Regions from separate parts of the Homo sapiens genome. Here region 2 is linked to region 1. Evidence: chromatin loops called from intact Hi-C (ENCODE). Cell type or tissue: IMR-90. All regions are shown on one strand. Each heading gives the region's core, and the rest is flanking DNA. Links, peaks and the distances in the headings are about the cores only. Region 1 overlaps RBM28 (RNA binding motif protein 28). Region 2 overlaps LOC124901744 (a long non-coding RNA gene).

Evidence for each region. A loop is a pair of places that touch in the nucleus more often than their neighbours do. Peaks named below come from ENCODE experiments on the same cell type or tissue, not always from the same donor. Only the 100,000 strongest peaks of a DNase experiment are listed, where the experiment ranks them.
Region 2: it touches region 1 in a loop (13-fold over the local background); 10 of 110 quality-filtered maps call a loop at or near these places.

The regions. Positions count from the first base shown.
Region 1 is chr7:128,315,928-128,326,737 of GRCh38, reverse strand. It overlaps RBM28 (RNA binding motif protein 28), which reads left to right. Exons shown (of 19, transcript NM_018077.3): 11 at 847-920; 12 at 2,044-2,179; 13 at 3,147-3,211; 14 at 5,314-5,472; 15 at 8,632-8,781; 16 at 9,005-9,079. Among named protein-coding and RNA genes, the nearest start is that of RBM28, 23 kb to the left of the region's middle. RefSeq lists an enhancer at 6,711-7,212. In IMR-90, for the core only: a CTCF peak has its summit at 4,493 (motif pointing right); a DNase peak (open chromatin) is centred at 3,117.
Region 2 is chr7:128,211,969-128,222,778 of GRCh38, reverse strand. The region is part of intron 1 of LOC124901744 (a long non-coding RNA gene); the gene reads right to left. Among named protein-coding and RNA genes, the nearest start is that of MIR129-1, 9.5 kb to the right of the region's middle. In IMR-90, for the core only: a CTCF peak has its summit at 4,289 (motif pointing right); a DNase peak (open chromatin) is centred at 7,278; H3K27ac peaks cover 653 bases; H3K27me3 peaks cover 1,463 bases.

The sequences.
Region 1 (10,810 bases), core at 1,316-9,315:
TTTGGTACCTAACATAGTGCCTGTGTCATAGTGCAATATGCGTCACTTAATGATGGGGATACATTCTGCAAAGTTCATTATTTGGTGATTTTGTCATTGTGTGAATGTCATAGTGTACTTATACAAACCTAGGTGGTATGGCCTACTACACACATAGGTCATATGTGCTCCTAGGCTACAAACCTGTACAGCACAGCATGTTGTTATACTGAATGTTGTAGGCAGTTGTAACATAATGGTAAGTATATGTGTATCTAAGTATTTCTAAACATAGAAAAGGTATAGTAAAATGCAGTATAAAAGATAAAAAATGGTACAACTGTATAGGGCAGATCCATTGTAATCTTCTGGGACCACTGTTGTATATGCAGTCTGTCACTGACCAAAACGTCCTTATGCAAGTACATGGCTGTACTTTTTTTTTTTTTTTTTTTTGAGACGGAGTCTTGCTCTGTTGCCCAGGCTGGAGTGCAGTGGCACTATCTTGGCTCGCTGCAACTCCGCCTCCCAGGTTTACGCCATTCTCCTGCCTCAGCCTCCCAAGTAACTGGGACTACAGGTGCCCGCCACCACGCCTGGCTAATTTTTTGTATTTTTAGTAGCGACGGGGTTTCACTGTGTTGGCCAGGATGGTCTTGATCTCTTGACCTCATGATCTGCCCGCATCGGCCTCCCAAAGTGCCGGGATTACAGGTGTGAGCCACTGCACCCGGCTACATGGCTGTACTTAATAAATGGATGCCACCTATCCCTTCCACTCTGTGTCAGGCTGTTGCCATTTGCAATGTTGTCTTTGGTTTATCTGTGGGAGTTTGGGATCTCACTGAATTGTGTCTCCTTGTGCAGGTTGTGCATTTGCCCAGTTCATGACTCAAGAAGCAGCTCAGAAATGCCTTCTAGCTGCTTCTCCAGAGAATGAGGTAAGGAAGATATTTCCTTTACCTTATAACACAGGAGGCAGTTTGGCTCTTAGGGGCAACATCTGGTATTTATACAAAGCTTTATTATTATTTTTCTTGTCAGTAATAATAAAACTAACACTTATTTAGCACTTTGTGTTAGGCACTGAACTTTACATGCATTATCTTAATCATTACATCAGCCCTTTGAGGTAGGCAGAATTATGATCTCTACTTCATAGGTGAGGAAAAGGGGATAATAACGTATCTGATATTTGTTGCTTGCTGTCTGTGTCAGCCTCTATCCTAGACTGATAACATGAAAGACTAGGATGAGGTATTAAGGTCGTCTGTGAAGTAGAGTAGATGTTTGAGAGAGAATGTGTGTGGGTGATGGAGAATTACTCCATTTGTTCTATAGTCGAGTATAATGTTATCTAATATTGCTGTTATTTCTTAAGTCCTCTTGAGTAAGTACTCTACTATTTCACTAGCTTACTTTACAATACTAGACATTTGCCTGGTTACAGATAATTTTCCTCAGTTTGGGTCTACTTTGGGACTAATCAACTCCCAGAAAATAAATTCTTTACTGCTGACTGCCTGAAATACACATGTGGCCTTTTGCACAGCTATACTAAATATTGTGAGGCCCAGTGATCCATTTGTAGCTAGCTGAGCTGAAACGTCGTAGGGCTTGGCTTCCATAGCGTAATTGATGTTTGCTGTATCCCTTTCTGTGGTGTTCTTGTCAGGTGCTTAGTTTCTAGTTTCTACTCATTATGTGTTGTTTTGTTTTGTTATTTTTTTATTTTATTTTATTTTTTTTGAGGTGGAGTCTCGCTCTGTCTCCCAGGCTGGAGTGTAGTTGCGCGATGTCCGCTCACTGCAAGCTCCGTCTCCCAGGTTCATGCCATTCTCCTGCCTCAGCCTCCTGAGTAGGATTACAGGCGCACACCACCATGCCCGGCTAATTTTTGTATTTTTAGTAGAGACGAGGTTTCACCATGTTGGCCAGGCTGGCCTTGAACTCCTGACCTCAGGTGATCCACCTGCCTCAGCCTCCCAAAGTGCTCGGTTTACAGGTGTGAGCCACTGTGCCCGGCCATTATGTGTTTTAAGAAAGGGTTGTGATCTGTTACAGGCTGGTGGGCTTAAACTGGATGGCCGGCAGCTCAAGGTTGACTTGGCGGTGACCCGTGATGAGGCTGCAAAGCTTCAGACGACGAAGGTGAAGAAGCCGACTGGCACCCGGAATCTCTATCTGGCCCGAGAAGGCTGTGAGTAGGGAGATGTAACCCACACTTCTAAGTACCTGGCCCTGTGCCATAATCATTGATCAAGCAATAGTATGCCTGGAAGCATGTTTCAAATTAAAAACCCAAATGTTCTCTTTAACAGTGTTATATGATCATTCCACTTTAATAAATGTGGCTCTCTATTAGTAAACCTTCACTCGTTTTTGTGGATTAACTGTCCCATTATCTTTTCTGCCTGGTTGCCTTTAGTCTTTTTCAATAGAGGATTGGCAAGGCAAAGGGGGAGGAAGAACTCAAAATACCTTTGCTTCTTGTCATCATTTCTAATAAGAGGTTTTCATTATGACTAAAATTACTCTTTTGGATTATTCATGGATTTAAAATGTGCACCCAATACTTTCCTTTAGTGTCAGAAAGACAAAAAAATTAGCTTTAAATTTTTAAAAAAATTCTTCTAGGTCACACAGCATTTATCAGCTCACCTCCTCCATAGCTTCACAGCCTGTACTAGTAATGTCCTTTAGCCTTCGACACCAGCCTTCTATGGCAACATAACTGTTTTCGGCTGGCTTATCTCACTGTTTAGTAATGGACCTCAAGTATATAAGGAACAGCAAAGTTAAGTTCCAAGGGCAGATTATAGGTGGAACATTGTGCATTCTAAATGCCCAAAATGTACTTATGTTCCATACTTCTTCTAGGCCTTTCTTTCTGACTTTGGGCATGTACGTGAAGATTCTTTGAGGGGAGAGAAGGAGAAGAGGAATAAAATCACAAAATGTTTAGAGTTTTAGTCCTTGAGAGCAGCTCTGAGCCCAGAACTTAGCCCTGTAGCCTATTTCTGGACCTAACCAAATGCCACCGTGTCCTGGCCAAGATAGTCCTCTGGGCCCTGTACAAAGAGTTTGCATCATTCAAATCACATTCCTCTTGTTGCTCAGTGAAAATTCCCTTGTTGATGTCTTGGCCTTTTTCCCTCTTTCTGCAGTGATTCGTGCTGGGACGAAGGCTGCAGAGGGTGTGAGTGCTGCTGATATGGCCAAAAGAGAACGGGTGAGTAGATTAGGCATTGACCTTCACGTTCTGCGTGGCCTATAAATCAATCAAAAATAGTTATCGAATGCTAGATGTGCTCATCAAAGAGCCCAGTATGGTCACAGACCATACTTATTGCCCTGTTAGGGAGAAAAGCACATAGGTGAAATAGCAAGTAACCCAACATCATACATAGTATTCTATCTGTTTTGTATGCTGGTATAAAAGAACTGTGTCTTATTATTTGTTTCCCTAGTGCTTGGCAGTAAATGTTTGCTGAACACATGCTGCTACATCATGCAGTAGACAGTCAGAGGCTATTGCTACATGTAATTAGGTGTCAGTATAAACACAGAATAATGTAAAAGAGGAAGATCAGAATGAGCTGGAGTTATTAGAGAAGGGAGAAGATATGGCTCTTGAAAGGGGTAGCTGTCAGTTGGGAGGAGTTATAATCTCCAGATTATAAAATCATTTTAGAAAAACTCCATTTTATGGATGTTTCCGATGTTAACCGATAACTCATATTCCTTTGCTGCTTGGTAATGTTCCCAGTAATTTTTACTTTTTCCCATATAACTTACTTTCAAAAAGCCAAGCCAGCCTAGAAGGGTAAAGATGCATAACTGTGAACAGAATTAGCTATGGAACCTTAACATGCAGATGAGGAACAGGGGTGAGAGTGTAATGACAGCAGGAGGCAGTGCGTCTTTTTTTCAGTGGGCACAGATTCTGCACTAGTGTTTTCAACTTTTGTGGTAGTGAACACCTAGAAATCATAGGCTCTGGAGACCCATCCTTAACTGGAGAAATTACAGAAAATTTTAAAGCCTCAATTTTATAAGGGCACTATATACCCTTGTCTGATCACAGTGCAATAATGACATATTTAATTTAAAACTAATTTTGTTAGCAAAAAGCTCATTCAATGATAGGTATGCATTATAAATTCACAGCAGGCACAGCTTTTCCTGACAGAAAAATAGTCTGTTGAACTTAAACATGATAGCCTTTTCAGATGTTCCTTTAATAGTCGTTTTCCAAGGGATTTGTTTATTTTGTGATCTGTTGGTACTTTTACCAAACAAGAAGCAGCAGGACTGAGAAGACTTGACAAAAGAAAAACTTTTAATTGAAAACTTTTTTCTACCAACTTGGTTTAAAAAAAACTAATTGGGAGAAGAATGTCATCTTTCATTTCATTTTAGACACAGATCACGCAGGAACTGGGGTTTTGTGGCAGCATAGTTGAGGGTATTGCTCTAAGAGCAAAATATGGTTCTGTGGTCATTGATACTCCTTTGCCTCAGGGTGGCAGAGTTGAGACAACACAGCATTCTGTCAAGTATTCTTTGAATAACTTCCATTTCCTTTTGGAAGGATTAGATAATCAGTTGAGCTGGTGGGTAGATGAGGACTGGGCATAGATATTAATCACAGTATTATTTGTTGTTTGTTCTGAGCTACATTTTGAGCTAGGGAATTTTTTTTTTTTTTTGACCGAATTTCACTCTTGCTGCCCAGGCTGGAGTGCAATGGCACGATCCTGGCTCACCACAACCTCCGGCTCCCAGGTTCAAGCGATTCTCCTGCTTCAGCCTCCCGAGTAGCTGGGATTACAGGCATGCACTACTATGCCTGGCTAATTTTTGTATTTTTAGTAGAGACAGGGTTTCACCATGTTGGCCAGGCTGATCTTGAACTCCTGACCTCGGGTGATCTGCCTGCCCTGGCCTCCCAAAGTGCTCGGATTACAGGCATGAGCCACCCTGCCCAGCCTTATATTATCTCATTTTGGCCTCACCTCAGTGCTCAGAGACCTTGATCTACTGTTTCGTTTTATAGATGAAAAATTGTGGCTTTAAAATTTTATGTAATTTCTCCAGTTAGGGATGGGTCTCCAGAGCCTATGATTTTACTATTACCCACCCACCATCTTGTTCCCTTGGACTTTTCTTTCCCTATACTAGGCATTGTAAAGCTGCGGTGTGGGCAGTTTCCATCCGTTTTCTATATGTGTGGTTATGGGATGAGGATCATAATTCTTTCCTTTTGGAGAATTATGAGCCTACCTCTTAAAAAGAGTGGGTTGTACTGTTAACCATTGGTTGTTCTTTCAGTTTGAGCTGCTGAAGCATCAGAAACTCAAGGACCAGAATATCTTTGTCTCCCGAACCAGGCTCTGCCTGCACAATCTCCCAAAGGCTGTAGATGACAAACAGCTCAGAAAGCTGCTGCTGAGTGCTACTAGTGGAGAGAAAGGGGTGCGCATCAAGGAGGTGAGACGTGGCCCTGACCATTTTGGAGCTTTCATTCTGATCTTGGGTCAGATCAAGCATTTCCCTCAGGCTGTGGTGCCAGATTTTGTTTGTTTGTTTTGAGACGAAGTCTCACTCTGTTGCCCAGGCTGTAGTGCAGCGGTGCAATCTTGACTCACTGCAACCTCCTCCTCCTGGGCTCAAGCAGTTCTCCTGCCTCAGCCCCCTGAATAGCTGGGACTATAGGCGTGCGCCACCACGCCTGGCTAATTTTTGTATTTTTAGTAGAGAAGGGATTGCACCATGTTAGCCAGGCTGGTCTCGAACTCCTGACCTCAAGTGATCTGCCCACCTCGGCCTCCCAAAGTGCTAGGATTACAGGCGTGAGCCACTGTGCCGGGCCATCAACAGACTTTCTTCTGGACATGTTGTCAGCATGCATAGCTGAGTTTAGCAGTTTCTTGGTTTTGTTCTTTTTCTTCTAAGAATTGTCTTTTACATCTGACTGAATTACAGCAGAATGCAAGGAAATCTCTGTCTGCATGAATTAATTTAGCAAGCATTTATTAAATGCCTGTTGTGTGCTTAGCATTATACTTTGTGCTATCATGTGAATTTTCTTGCAGAGAAAATAATCTGCTTTGCTTTTTGGAAGAGTATTTTACTCCTAGTTAGATTCTTACCCTGTGTTCAGAGTCCCCTATGCCTTGTGGTCAACACAGGAAGCCATGTAGATGTTCAGCAGTTGAATTAGAAAAACACTGGGTTCACACCAACTTGGTTAGACTCTGTGTGAGTACAGAACTTTTCTGCCTCCACATTCCCCTTTGCGTATTTCTCTTTTCTTTTTTTTCTTTTCTTCCTTTCTTTTTTTTTTTTTAGATGTGGTCTTGCTCTGTCTTTGGCTGGAGTGCAGTGGCACCATCTCGGGTCACTGCAAACCGCCACCCCCCCCCCCCCCAAGCTCAAGCAATCCTCCCACCTCAGCCTCCCAAGTAGTTGGGCCTATAGTTACACACCACCATGCCTGGCTAATTTCTTTCTTTCTTTCTTTTTTTTTTTTTTTTTTTTGAGACGGAGTCTCACTCTGTCGTTAAGCTGGAGTGCAGTGGCATGATCTCGGCTCAACGCAACCTCCGCCTCCCGGGTTCAAGCGATTCTCTTGCCTCAGCTTCCCGAGTAGCTGGGACTACAGGCATGCACCACCACGCCCAGCTGATTTTTGTATTTTTAGTGGAGACGGGGTTTCACCATGTTGCCAAGATGGTCTCGATCTCTTGACCTCAAGTGATCCGCCTGCCTCGGCCTCCCAAAGTGCTGGGATTACAGGCGTGAGCCACCTCGCCCAGCCCATGCTTGACTAATTTCTTGTTTTTGGTAGAGACAGGGTTTTGTCATGTTGCCCAGGCTGGTCGCAAATTCCTGAGCTCAGATGATTCCCCTGCTTCGGCCTCCCACAGTGCTGGAATTATAACAGTGAACCACTGGGCCTGGCCTTGCATATCTCTGTCATACTGGTTACTATTACCCTGGCCTCAAACTGTCTGTCAGTCACTTCTCCCCACTAGACTGAGTTTTTGAGGCAAGCGTTATCTCATTATCCCCAATCCTTGGTGTAGTACCTGGTACATAGTCATCTCTTAGTCAATATTTATTTTAAAAGTACCATTGCCAATATTTTGGGCCTGCTTTACTCTGTTTCGCTACCATAAACTGTTTTCCTAATCCCTGAAAACCTCTTCAAAATGTATGGATTGGTATTTGGGAGATTACTTGAGAGAATGTGAATATATCAGCACATATCTGACACCACAGTTAGTAAAACTGCTCAGTGTTACTGGTTATAGGGGAGGGACAGTTGTGTAATTTCTCCTATCATCCGAATACTTAGTGCCTACATATTTAACACCTGTCATAATTTAGAGAAATTTATGTTTATTCTAGAATATTTTGCATTATGTTGAATTTTCCTCTTAATTCTTTCCTATTTGTATGTATAGTGTCTCAGTAAGATGGTAAGCATCTTGAGAACAGGATCTTCATTATATGCTTCTCTTGATTCCCTTACAGTGTATGACAGTTCTAGGCACAGAGTGGACACTGGACATAAACTAAATGCGGCATCCATGCATCCCCAATACTTAGCTGTTTCCATTACATGAGAACGACAGCTTTGGTAGTAATGGCATGTAAATGATCAGTTTTCTCGAAAAATCCTACCATACTTTGGTGCCCCAGATGTTTACTACATCTGGCTTAAGGATTTAAGGGAAAACCACACTAGAGAGGATCTGAGCTGCAAGCAAAGAGAGCTGAAACTTCTTCCTATATTTCTGACCCTGTATGTTGGAGAGACTTTTTCCTATGCTTGAAATGTCTTTCTTATCTAAAGCCATCAGGCCTTCCTCCTTTCCTTCTTCAATAATTTCCTTCCTGAGGGCTTTTTTCAGTTGTAAGATCTGTGGACAGTACTCCATCCTCGGCAGCAACTTGTTACACGCTTAAAATACCATGTACCTCTCAATTTGTATGTATCGCAAACAGTTGTGTTTGTATTGTGTTTGTTTTTTAACATCCATACCGCTTTATAAATTTTCTTTAGGAAGTTTTGTTTATGTGCTTTTTTTTAGGTCTCTGTTGATGTCTATAAGCTAGTAGAAAGCAAGAAAATACAATTTTAATCTGTTTGATGGTCTTAGTAGGTAAATTCTAATAAGATGGACACACATAAGTGTTATTCCAGTGTGATTTTTGTGATGGTGGTATAAATGAAGATTATGTTTCAATAACCTGATTTTTTTTTTTTTTTTTTGAGACAGGGTCTCACTCTGTTGCCCAGGCTGGAGTGCAGTGGTGCCATCATGGCTCACTGTAACTTCAACCTCCCCGGGCTCAGGTGATCCTCCTGCTTCAGCCTCTTGAGTAGCTGAGGTGCCACCACACTGGCTAATTTTTTGTATTTTTTGTAGAGACAAGGTTTTGCCATGTTGCCTAGGCTGGTCTCAAACTCCTGGCCTCAAGCAATCCTCCTGTCTCGGCCTCCCAAGGTGCTAGGATTACAGGCATGAACCACCATGCCCACCCAATAGCCTGATTTCTTATTGACTCTATTAAAGCAGTTCATGTCAGGCAAGTCTTCTCATTCTGTAATTACTGATTTTTTTCTTGCTCTACTCATAGTGTAGAGTGATGCGAGACCTCAAAGGAGTTCATGGGAACATGAAGGGTCAGTCCCTGGGCTACGCCTTTGCGGAGTTCCAAGAGCACGAGCATGCCCTGAAAGCCCTCCGCCTCATCAACAACAATCCAGAAATCTTTGGGCCTCTGAAGGTAGGCCTTGTCCTCTGGGGAGACTTGTTCCCTTAGGACCACTTGCAGGAAACCAGCCTTCTCCTTTATGCCTAGTGTCCTCTGACATTTGAGGGGTGGGAAACAGTGGCAAGTGGACAAAAAAAAGGTGGGTTGGGGGAGGATGTGTGAAGGGGAAAAACTCAGCTCATTGCATGCACAGATTAAGAAGTCTAATGAATGGCATTCTGTCTCCCTCTGACAGAGACCAATAGTGGAGTTCTCTTTAGAAGATCGAAGAAAACTTAAAATGAAGGAATTAAGGATCCAGCGCAGCTTGGTACAGAAATTAAATGGTCCATATTTTTAAGGACATAAACTCTTCTATTTTGTTCAATTTGTGCTTCTGCTCTCTTAGAGTAGTTCTCCCCTCAGTTAGGTTTTTTTGCTCCTAGTTCCCTTTACTCCCAGTTCCCTAAGCCTCTCCAGGCCATCTTCTTATCTGCTGGCCCATGTCTGATAGCTCTACAGCAGAAGGGAAAGGAAGGAGAGAGGAAGCAGACCAATGTTATTTCCAGTCAGCCGTTTTTTACAGTGTTTGGTGATAGTACGTGCCAAAATTAATGGTTGAGGTTAAGGTTTCCCATTACCTGTAGATTTCAGTTATCTCTTCCATATTTTCTTTTATTAGTTGGCTCCAGAAGTGTGAAGCCTGATAGTTTTAGTACTGTTTTTAATCTGGTGTGGTATAGAAGGTGGAGCAGGGACTTTAGGAATACGTGTACTCATGCTCATACTCTGGCTCTGCCCTTTTTGCTGCATGTTCCTTGGCAGTTATTACCGCTCTGAACTTCAGTTTGTAAAATGGGGTGGACAACATCTGCCTCACATGATTGCTGAGGACTAAATGAGATAATACATGTCCATCGTCTAGCATACTGCATGGTCAGCACGCAGTCAGTACTCATTCTCTTACCCATCTTCCCCCAGGACATACAGGGCCAGATTATTCTTGACTCTGTCATTCTTAGAGCTCTCATTGATATTGCACAGCAAAGTTCCCTTGCATATACAGCAAACATTTGTAGTCTTTGTGGTATATACCAAGAGGATTACCAACAGACGAGCCATTCTGGTGGTTAATGCAGTGGCCCTAGGTTGGAAAATCTGGGATCTGGTTATTGTTCAAGGCAACTTTGTTCCCCAGATAATAGAATTGTTTATTACTGTTAGCCATTGTTTCAGAGGTGATTCTGAAGCTACCAGTTTTGTTTGTTTTTCTGTTTGAGATGGAGTCTTGCTGTGTCGCTCAGTTTGGAGTGCAGTGGCACAATCTCAGTTCACTGCAACCTCCACCTTCTGGGTTCAAGTGATTCTCTTGCCTCAGCCTCCTGAGTAGCTGGGACTACAGGTGCACACCACCATACCCGGCTAATTTTTGTATTTTTTTAGTAGAGACAGGGTTTCACCATGTTGGCCAGGCTGGTCTCGAACTCCTGACTTCAAGTGATCCACCTGCCTCAGCCTCCCAAAGTGCTGGGATTACAGGCGTGAGTCACTGAGCCCAGCCTAGTTTGTTTTTTAACATCCAAATTACTTTATTTGTTGCCTGGATTTATATTCATACTGTTCTTTCTGTGTAAAAATGCCTCTACTCACTTTGCATATGCAGATCAAATGATCTCTTTCAAGTTGCATGCCTCCACCTCTCTCAAAAGATATAAGGCCCTCTTTACTTGATTTTCATGAACTTCCTTAAGCTGTGTAGTTTTTTTTACTTTGGTTTATTTGTGAATGCATCTCTTATCTCCACCTGGCTGTGAGTCCTGAAGGGTAGACACTATTTTTTTGTATCCTGGAAACAGACTGGCACACACTAGGCATATAATAAATGTTCATTGTATCGTTGTACCTATCTAGATTTCTAAGGTGAAAGGGAAGAACAACACACACTTATCATTACATTAATTTCACTTGAATCTTCTGTTTCTTCCACTTCAGTGCAAATACTTCTATAACTTCCTTGATGCCTTCCTTCCCACAGCATCTTTTTCTTGTCGTCTTTACTTCA
Region 2 (10,810 bases), core at 2,529-10,528, 110 kb after region 1:
GTGTCCAAATTATGCCTCAATTCTGTGGCTACAGCTGCCCTGGGGGGTGGCGTGAAAGCTGCTTTAGGAACTGCAGATGTAGAAATCGTTACCATGTATTGAGTGCCTGCTGAAAGCCAGGCTCTCTGTGAAGCTTTTACTTGATTATCTTATTTAAGCCACACAGTATTCTCCATGAAGAGCATGTTCTGTGAGGGAACAACCAAAGGGAGAAAAATTCAACAGGGGGAAGGTCTTGGTCCCAGGAGGAACTGTCCTAGTGAGGTGACCTGCTCCCCACAGTGCAGGTCACCTGGAGAGGAATGACCCTGCCCTCTCAGGCACCCTCCCCATCCCCCGATGCCTCCTCCACCCACCCAGTGCTAGGGCAAGCAGAGCCATCTCTAAGCCAGGCTGTCCCCAGGCCTGCTTCGCTTCAGAAGAGAGTGCTCACTGAGCACTGTGCCACGTGCTTATCCTTCCATGATCTTGTTTTATCATCAACATAATCTTATAAGGGAGAATATTTTTGCCTCCATTTTACAGATGAGGACGCTGAGGCATAAAGGGGACAAAGGCTTGCTCATGATTCTGCAGCTAAATGCTGGCAGAGCTAAGTTCTACACACGTTCAATCTGACTGTCACCCCCTAAGGTAACCTGCCAAGTTCTGAGTCAGTCTCCATGGCCCCACCCCTTGGTGTCACAGTTGGGTGACTAGGCACATTGAGAATCTCAGGCAGGGTTAGGAGAGCCTGAAGAATTGTGGAGGAAGGTCAATTACCCTGTAAAACTGATCAATCAACAGATAAGAACAGAAATAAGCAATCTGGATTGCAGATGGTATTAGCCAGCTAGGACGGCCATAGCAGAATACCACAGATGAGCTGGCTTAAACAACAGAAATTTACATCCTCACAGTTTTGGGGCTGAGAATCCAAGATCAAGGTGCCCACAGACTTAGTTTCTGGTGAGGCCTCTCTCTTTGGCTTGCAGACATAACCTTCTCATTGTGTCCTCATGTGGCCTTTTCTCTATGCATGCTCATCCCCAGTGTGTCTCTGTGTGTCCACATTTCCTCTTTGATAGGGACATCAGTCAGATTGGATTGGTGCCCCACCTCATTTAACCTTAATCACCTCCTTAAAGATCCTATCTCCAAACACAGTTACATTGGTGATTAGGAATTCAATGTATGAATTTTAGGGGACACGGTTGAGCTCGTAACAGATTATTCAAAGCTCTTTTTCCCTCCTGCAGCAGCCCCCACAGCAGTGGGCACAGTCAGCAGCAATCCGGGTGTCAGCCCCTCTCTGCAAGGATTGGGGGCCAGATGCTCCCTCCCTGGAAGCCACATCAACGACAGACCACTGCTCTACTGAGAATTCAATAAAGACTTTTTACAGAACATTACTACAGCTCTTTTTACAGACTCCTACAGTGCTATACAACCCAACATTTACATGTAATTTTCACTTCAGCAAGATCTTTTAAATTTAAAATCTCAGCACAGTCACTGAAGCCACAACTCCCTATCTAATCAAAGTTTCTATCAATGTTAAAAGTTGGTTGTTGATTTTTTTTTTTGAGTCCTCAAAGCTGTCTGTGATTCCAGAGAGCTATGTTCTTCCCATATACAAAACTGTTCCCCTGATCCCATATCTGGAATAGTTTTTCCAATGAAAGAATGGTTTTGCGAGAAGACACACATGCCTTGGTAAACTAGCTCTCACAAAGAAGGAGGAGGAGGGAAGGAGGAAGAGAAACCCCGATTTGTAGGGGTTTACCAATTTCCATGGTATAAATACTTGCACCACGATAGATTTCAAGCTACTAATGATTTTAAAAATTGGCTTACAAAGCTCCAGAATATTTTACACCTGGCTCTCACAAGCCACTATAAGTCTGCTCCTGCACGTCACTGCTTGTGTCTCTCATGGTCACAAAAGCCCATTTTATAGATTTTAATCTGGGTCAGGGGTAAAATCTGTGATCTTGATCAAAATGAAGTCAACTAGCCCCACCAGGACTCAATCTCACCATCCGGTTTCCATTCTCGCCATGCTTTAAACCCTGAGCACAGGGTTTAAAGCTGTGCTGGGAAGCAGGAGGAGACAAAGGACCCCTCAATCCCCTGCTGCCTCGAGGATATTCTCTTTCTCTCCCTTCCTCTGTAGTTCACTCTCCAGCTCATTCCCAGGTCCCGGGTGAGCTAGCTGAAGTGGTCATGATAATACTAATAAGCTGATTTCAGAGAAGAGTTTAGTTCATTGCACCTTTGGGAAAGACCTCGGCTGGTGCTTTCCTAGGATAACAAGCTTCAGTGAAACTAACAGGGACCTGAGCACAGGTCACAAATCCATGTTCATCTAATACATGCTTCTGGTAAACCTCCCCAATTTAGAAGGACCACACATTTGCTGGAAATCAGTCACCCCACTGGCCATGGGCATTTTCATGGGGTCTTGGTCTGCGTGGAAAAGTGAAAAGTCAGTGAAGAGCAAATCCGGGTTGGATTGGTGGCAGGTGGAACAGCTGCCCAAGCATGCAGTGCTTTGTCTGGAATGGAACATCTCTATTTTTCATTCACCAAAGGTTGTGGGGGCTTCAACAAGTGCTTCCAGCCTGACTTCCTGCTGATGACAGGTGGTCAAGGTGATGTTCAAGTTCTCCTTGGGTCCTCAGTGACTCTCTGCACTCCATGTGTGTGAAAACGTGCAAGGAACTTTCATCCCAGAGGCAGAATTGAGGCGTTCCAAGGGGGCAGGCCATTGAATGTTCAGAATTCCAAGTTCATGGCTAGGATGTGGTATTTAAGAGGCAAACGATGATCTGGGAGCAGACCTTGGAGAAAACTGGGATTGGAGGAGATATACTCTACCAAATTAAATATAAGTGGGAACTGCAGCAGGCATCTGACCTGGAACTGGAGGTTTCCAGAGCAGCTGGCATGGTGAAGGAAGGACACACAGAATTGGAATTTCCCCACCCCGTCCTCTGACTGCTCTTGTTCCTCCATCAGGCAAGACTTGCTGGGAAGCAGGAGGAGACAAAGGACCCCTCAATCCCCTGCTGCCTTGAGGATATTCTCTTTCTCTCCCTTCCTCTGTAGTTCACTCTCCAGCTCATTCCCAGGTCCTGGGTGAGCTAGCTGAAGTGGTCATGATAATACTAATAAGCTGATTTCAGAGAAGAGTTTAGTTCATTGCGCCTTTGGGAAAGACCTTGGCTGGCGCTTTGCTAGGATAACAAGCTTCAGTGAAACTAACAGGGACACTAACTCACTCCACTGCTATATTCTTATTTTATATGCTGAAGGTGTCAATAGTCACTACCATAAGTAGAATCTGCTTTTCCTCTGGCAGTGGAAAGGCTAAATTGTAAATGGTGTCTTCAGGCCTTCTCTCCCTTCTAGGACTTCTCTGAGTTCAGGGGAGGGTGGACACAGATGACTTCAAACCTTCCCCTACCCTTGGGGTCCCTGGTCAGTGTTCTCCATAGTGTATGACGGCATTTGAAACATCAGTAATGACTATCCTTTCTCTTACACCCATACCCTCTCTTTACTCATAGTATTATTTTGAGGAATACATGAAATTATAATCATTGTAACTGAGCATCTACTATGTGCCAAATCCTGTGCTAGATATTTTTAAATATTATTTCCGAACCTAATAAAAACATCGTGCCATTTTATAGATGAAGAAACTGAGACTCAAAGAAGCTAACAGATTTGCTCACAGTCAGTGAGTGTTTAGGTTTTAGCTCATGTCTTTTAATCTCTATTTTTTAAATTGTTATTTTATTTTTTTAAAAAGTAAAATAAAATGGAGTCTCACTATGTTGCCCAGGCTGGTCTCGAACTCCCAGGCTCAAACCATCCTCCCACCTTGGCCTCCCAAAATTCTGGGATTACAGGCGTGAGACATCGTGCCCAGCATTTTAAACTCTAAGGCTCACATTTTTCTACTACACTACCATGTTATATAAAACATGGCATCAGACAGCACAAAATTAGGTTGTGCTGCAGTTATAGGCAGCCTGAAAATCTTGGTGGCTTACAACAACAAAGTTTTACTCCATCCTCACGTGCAATGCATGATACACACGCCTCATGTCTCTTCTCGGAGCTCGGTTTCCTAGTATTCCAGGATTCCAGCTGGTGATGGAAGAGCCACCAGACTGTTGCCAGTTCCCATGCTAGAGGGAGAGGGAGCTCTGGAGGGTCTAAAACTATCAGCGAAATGCCCTGGCATTCAGTTGGTACATGTCACTTCTACCCACAACCCATTGGCCAGAATTTTACATTACTCTTCCAAACCACAAGAGGGAGGAAGTGTAATCCCCCTGGACAGCTGAGAATAAAAAGTACATGGCGAGCAACACTAAAACCTGCCACGAGTGTCTGGCACTGGGCTTGGCCCCTACATGATTAATAAACGCTATTTCACGCCCCCTTTCCTTCCCCAGCTATGAACAGATTATGGTGAAATCATTCATTTTGGACCAAGAGACAGGCATAATGAACAGGCCCTCCATTCTGTACTCTTCCTGGTTTGCACCTGCGTCATAGGATGCTGGCTCAGATTTCTCCAGGGCCTGAGTCTCCAGTGCCTTGATGTCCGACCATGTCTCAGGGGTTTCCATCAGTCATTCTCAAGTGCTGTGTTGCAGATGATAAATGACATTCACATGCACAACACATGACACCCTCCCATGGGCATCCAACAGGGTCAGGGCTACAGGCAGTCTCTGTCCGGCAGCTGTAATTCCACCACTTCTTCCTTTCAGGGAGGCATATCGGATTGCAACTAAGCAGCAGGGGCATTACTATAGGACCATATTGAATCTGTTCTAATTGATTAAAAAAAAGTCATCAACGATTTGAGAACCTCAACAGTTCATTATCCATAGCCAACTGCCTAGGACACACCTCCTAAGTGCTCCAGGCATACAGCATGTCAGGATACCACCATTGAAGAAGCACTGGTCAAGAAGAAGCCGGAGCAACCAGTTGTAAAATGAAAAGAAGTGCCAATTTGTCTACAGCGTGCCAAAGAATTGATTGGAAGAACATTTTGTCCATACTCACTGAATTAGCTAGTTGTCTTGGCACTGTGTAGACACAGCCTGAGTATTAAGAATGTGAGCATAGTATCAATCATCAAACCACAGAATGTTAGACTGGAAGGAATCTCCAGAGATATTTTTCATACATTCCCCTCATGTCACAGATGAGGAAACTAAGGAACAGGCAGGCTAAAAGATTTGCTTAAGGACATGTAGCACAATTGTCAACTGTTGTTTTAGAAAAGAGGTTAATGTGGGCACATCTTCACCCACTGCATTTTTAACATTTTCTTTAGCTATTTCAGAATCAAGATGCCCACTGAATGTCATTGCGTACTTTTTCTAAAAGTAGACAAGAATTTGAGAAACACCCCGTGATGCAATGGTTCATTGCTTAAACTTGCTGCTGACTCATTTGCCCTCCACCATTTTTTCCCCCAACTTCTCTCTTGGCATCTGGCACTTCCACTGGCTCTTTTCTCCAGCTTGTCCCATTCTCCTGGTCTGGGCTGGGCAACAGGATGCAGTGACGTCATGTCCGCGCGTCCTCATTGGGTGGTAGGCGGGGCTCAGAGGTGAGGTCCCTTGGTGAATCGCCCTGGGCGCCTGAGTAGGCCTCCTGGCCTCCAGGCTGAAGCAAGCCACCTGCTGCCCAAAGGGCAGACTGTTCTGGGCCAAAAGGAGTCTGTGGAACAAGGACGCCAAGATGTTCATGCTTTATCGTTTTCCTTTTTGGGATACGGTCTCACTCTCTTGCCCAGGCTGAAGTGCAGTGGTGTGATCATGGCTCACTGCAGCCTCGTTCTCCTGGGCTCAAGAGATCCTCCCACTTCAGCCTCCTGAGTAGCTGGGACTACAGGTGTGCACCACCATGCTTGGCTAATTTTTAATTTTTTGTTGTTGTTGATACAGGGTCTCCCTATGTTGCCCAGGCTGGTCTTAAACTCCTGGCCTCAAGCAGTCCTCCTGCCTCAGCCTCCCAGAGTGCTGGGATTACAGGCAAGAAACTCACACCCAACCAGGTTTCATCTTTTTGATAAAGGACAAATGCCCCCCTCCAAACAAACAACTCCTGTAGGTCACACTTCAAGTGTTTGCTGGGGGAGAAATCCCATCCAAAAATAGTCTTTCTGTTGGAAAGAAAGAAAGGAGTAGTGGCTCACTCCTGTAATCCCAGCACTTTGGGAGGCCAAGGCAGGAGGATTGCTTGAGCCCAGGAGTTTGAACCAGCCTGGGCAACATAGCAAGATCCCTTCTCTACAAAAAAATTTAAAAATTAGCCGGGTGTGGTGGTGTGTGCCTGTGGTCCCTGCTATGGGGAGGCTGAGGCAGGAGGATTGCTTGAGCCTCGGAAGTGGAGGCTGCAGTGAGCTGTGATTGCACCACTGCACTCCAGCCTGGGTGACAGAGTGAGACCCTATCTCAAAAAAACCCTAAAAAACAAACAAAAAACACAAAAATAGTCTTTGGGTCAGGGCCCTCCCTACTCTCGCTTAACTGTGAATTGTGCTTTTTCATTCACTTCAGGTTCCTGCCTCTTGAAATGTCTTTGGTTTGAGCTAGGCAACTTTGTGGTGGTCCCTTGAATCCCTATCCCCCTCCTTATCCCCCCATCCCCTTTTCTCAAGTCAACTTCAGAGGCCTTGGAGGCTCCTGCTTCAGGGCCTGTGAGGGAAGGAATTCCAGACAACTTCTGTATGGTCCTGGGGCTGAGGAATCGGCTCAGTGGCCAAGATATAGGCTCTCCACTGTCACTGCCCAGTCTAGGATTTTGGCAGCTCTCCCAACCCCACAGGCCCAGATGCAGGAGGAATCTTTGGCATGGACAGAGAGCTCTTAGGCCTGGGGCCAAAAGTCAGCCCTTTACCCCAGATGAACACATGGGGCTGCCCCTCCTCTGCACAGAGTACCTCTTTCCCTCACCCCTAGGTTTACACAGCTTAGAGAAGTGTCTGGAGTCTGGTGGGTTTGGGGAGCAGGGAAGATGGAGCCACAGAGTAATGTCCTGGGACAACTCCCCCTTGACCCCCAACAAATAAGAGGGGGAGGAAAGGACCTATAGCTTGAGAGTGGATTCTGGGTCACACTGGTTACCCCTCTTTCCTGGGTTTGATGCATCATTTAAAAGATGCTATGGAAAGTCTTGTCCTTCCAGTTCTTTCTTGTTGGCTTTGGTACAAAGCTACAAACACAGACACACACACACATACACACACATACCCGACTCCATCCTGTAACACACATACCAGTCATTTCTTCTTGGCCACTAGGTCAGATTCTGGAAAACCCTAGTTGTAGAAGAATTTATGGCTAAAGAATTTAAGACTTTAAGGGAAAGTAGAATTGGAGAACAAAGGTCGGGAACGAACTAGAGAAAATCCTTATAATTGGTTTTGCATTCAGAAGAGAGCCCAATCCAAGAGCACACTGAATAAATAACATTTTCAGTTGTTTTGTCTGCTGCTGGCACAAGCGTGAACTGGCTCAGCCAAGCTAGCGAGTAAATTGACAGCATGTCTAATAACTGGAACGCATCTTCCCTGCGGCCCAGCAACACCACTTGTAGGGGTCTACTCTACAGAAGCATGTTCAAGGATGTCCACTGCAGAATCATTTGTGATGGTGAAAAACTGGAAACAAATGTCTATTAGTAGGTGAGTGGATGGATTGTGGTATCTTTGTACAGTTTCATGTTATTCAGCAGTAAAAATGAATGTATCATGCATCAACATGGACCGATCTTGGAAACACAATTTAGCTGAAAAAAAAGTAGGTTCCAGAATGGTGGGTTTAGTGTGACATCACTTACATAAATTAAGAAGCACTCAAAGCAATGCTAGGTGTAATTTACGAGTAATACATATATGGTAAAGTATGAGCACCAGTGTGAGAATACCTACCAACTTCAGGACAGTTGGAGGAAGGAAAAGGGGCACAAAGACTTCAACTGTGTCTGTAAGGTTTTTTCTTTCTTTCTCTCTCTCTCTTCCTTCCTTCCTTCTTTCTTTTTTCTTTCTTTCTTTCTTTTTTTCTTCCTTTCTTCTTCTTTTTCTTCCTTTTTTCTTTTTTTCTTCCTTTCTTCCTCTTTTTCTTCCTTTTTTCTTTCTTTCTTACTTTCTTTCTTTCTTTCTCCTTTCTTCTCTCTTTCTCTATTTCTTCTTTCCTCTTTTCCTTTTTTTTTTTGACAGGGTCTCACTTTGTTGCCTAGGCTGGAGTGTAGCAGCGTGATCATGGCTCACTGCAGCCTCAACTTCCCAGTCTCAAGCAGTCCTTCCACTTCAGCCTCCTGAGTAGCTGAAACAGGCACGAACAACCATACCCCATTAATTTTTTGTTTTTTGTAGAGATGGGGTCTTGCTATGCTGCCCAGGTTGGTCTTAAACTCCTAGGCTCAAGCAATCCTCCCACCTCGGCCTCCCAAGGTGCTAGGATTACAGGCATGAGCCACTGTGCCTGGGCTGTCTCATTTCTTTTAAAAAATGATCTGACATAAATGTGGCAAAATGGTAGCACTTGCTATTTCTGGTGGTAGGTACAAGGCTTTTGTTATATTACTCCTTGTCTTTTTCTATATGTTTGAAATATTTCACAACGGAAAAAAGGAAAGAAAATTCCAGTGGCATTTTGCACACATTTACATGAGTAGTAATGAGCATTTGCTAGGATTTTCCATTTTCATCCCTTCCCTGAAAAACACTTCGTAGGATTTCTCTTCCTTCTATCTTCAGTGAAATGCTCATGGCTAGGCATGGTGGCTCACACGTGTAATCCAAGCACTTTGAGAGGCTGAGGTGGGAGAATCCTTTTAGCCCAGGAATTCAAAACCAGCCTGGTCAAGATAGTGAGACCTTGTCTTTACCAAAAATACAAAACTTAGCCAGGCATGGTGGTGTGCACCTGTAGCCCCAGCTACTGGGAAGGCTGAGGCAGGAGGATTGCTTGAGCCCAGGAGTTTGAGGCTGCTGTGAGCCATGATCGTGCCACTGCACTCCAGCCTGGGTGACTGAGTGAGACCCTGCCTCAAACAAACAAAACAAATGCTCATAAATGTGTTTTTCTTTGTTACAGAAATATGCACCCAAAGGAGCATTTTTCCAGCCAATTATCCTGTGCCCTTCCGATCTCATGACTTAGAGTAATTGACGCCATCTCCCTCATCTGGATACGTGGAAAAATGACTATTTGACGTTGGCTGCATCCCACCTACTCACCAGATTCTCTTTCCTCCTTCCATTCCCTGGGGCTGCAGGTCTCATCTCCGTCCAGGGGTATTTCCTGCCAAGTGCCTGGTTGCCTCTTTGCCTGGAGGAAGGCCCCAGGGCCTAGTTTACTTTCTCTCTTCTTTCTTTACCTTTTCCAAAGTTTCCTTGTGAAATCCTACTCCTTGGGCACCCCCACATTCCTTTCTTTCTTATGATACCACTAGAGCTGGCCCATGGGAACAGTGATTCTCAAACTTGAATGTGCATCAGAATCACCTGGAAAGCTTATTGAAACACAGATTGTGGGGTTCCACCTTCAGGGCTCTGGTTCAGTAGGTCTGGGTAGGGTCCAGTGGTGTGCTGGAAACTGTTTAACAATGGGCTTTCAGAAAGAAAAATGAGCACTGATTTGTAATGTTCCACAGTGTAAACACTCTCACCGTGGTTGATTTCAAGCCCCCAGTGTGATGGTCACTAAATGTGGAGTTAGGAAAGAGACATGTGCAATTGGTTCTCCTGAGATGTTACAAACTGTCTCCAGCCACCCTTGGCACTGGGATCTAAGAATTTGCATTTCTGTTTTTTTTTTTTTTGTTTTTGTTTTTGAGATGGAGTCTTGCTCTGTCGTCCTGGCTGGAGTGCAGTGGTGCAACCTCAGCTCACTGCAACCTCCGCTTCCTGGGTTGAAGCGATTCTCCTGCCTCAGCCTCCTGAGTAGCTGGGACTCCAGGTATGCGCCATCATGCCCAGCTAATTTTTGTACTTTTCGTAGAGACAGGATTTCACCATGTTGGCCAGGCTGGTTTCAAACTCCTGACCTCAAGTGATCTGCCCCCTCGGCCTCCCGAAGTGCTGGGATTACTGGTGTGAGCTATCGCACCTGGCAGAATTTGCATTTCTAATAAGATCCCTGGTAGTGCTGAGCTGCTGGTCTTGAAGTGGTTCCTACTTCGAGAATCACTGCCTTGGAGGGCCGAGCATAGGAGTATGGAGTTTGGGAAGAGATTCCTGGATTGTGTGAATGACTCTGAGACTTTGACCTGAAAAATCTCATCTCCCCAGGAGCCTAGAAAGAGATTTCCTGTCTCACAGCAAAAGAAGCTTATGTCATGGGGACCAGCACAGGCTACACGGTAGATAAAGCCAACCAGGGCTCTATTTTGGGCTGGTGCACTGGCCTGGAAGTTCTGTGCCCTACCTTGAAATGCCCCCCTGGCCACAGACCACTAACCACGCAGCTGCTGCCTCAGGCGAAAGTCCACTCCCACCTTCCCTGGCTCCAGGGCCCGCAACTAAGGAGCGCAGCTGGACAGGACGGGTGCACGCGAGTCCCAGGAGGCTTTCCCTCTCAAGAGGACGAACCATATCTCCGAGAGTGCTCCTGGCAGAACAGAGCATAGATGCTGGGGAAGAAAGGGAAGGATACAGGAAAGGAAGAATGAGAGAGAAGGAAAGGGTTAGGGGCGGGGGTAGGCGGGGAGAGAAGAGGGTCCTCAACACAGATGCTGATGTGGGGCTGGCAACTTCCAGGGGACTTAGGATGCATCCAGATTAGGCAAA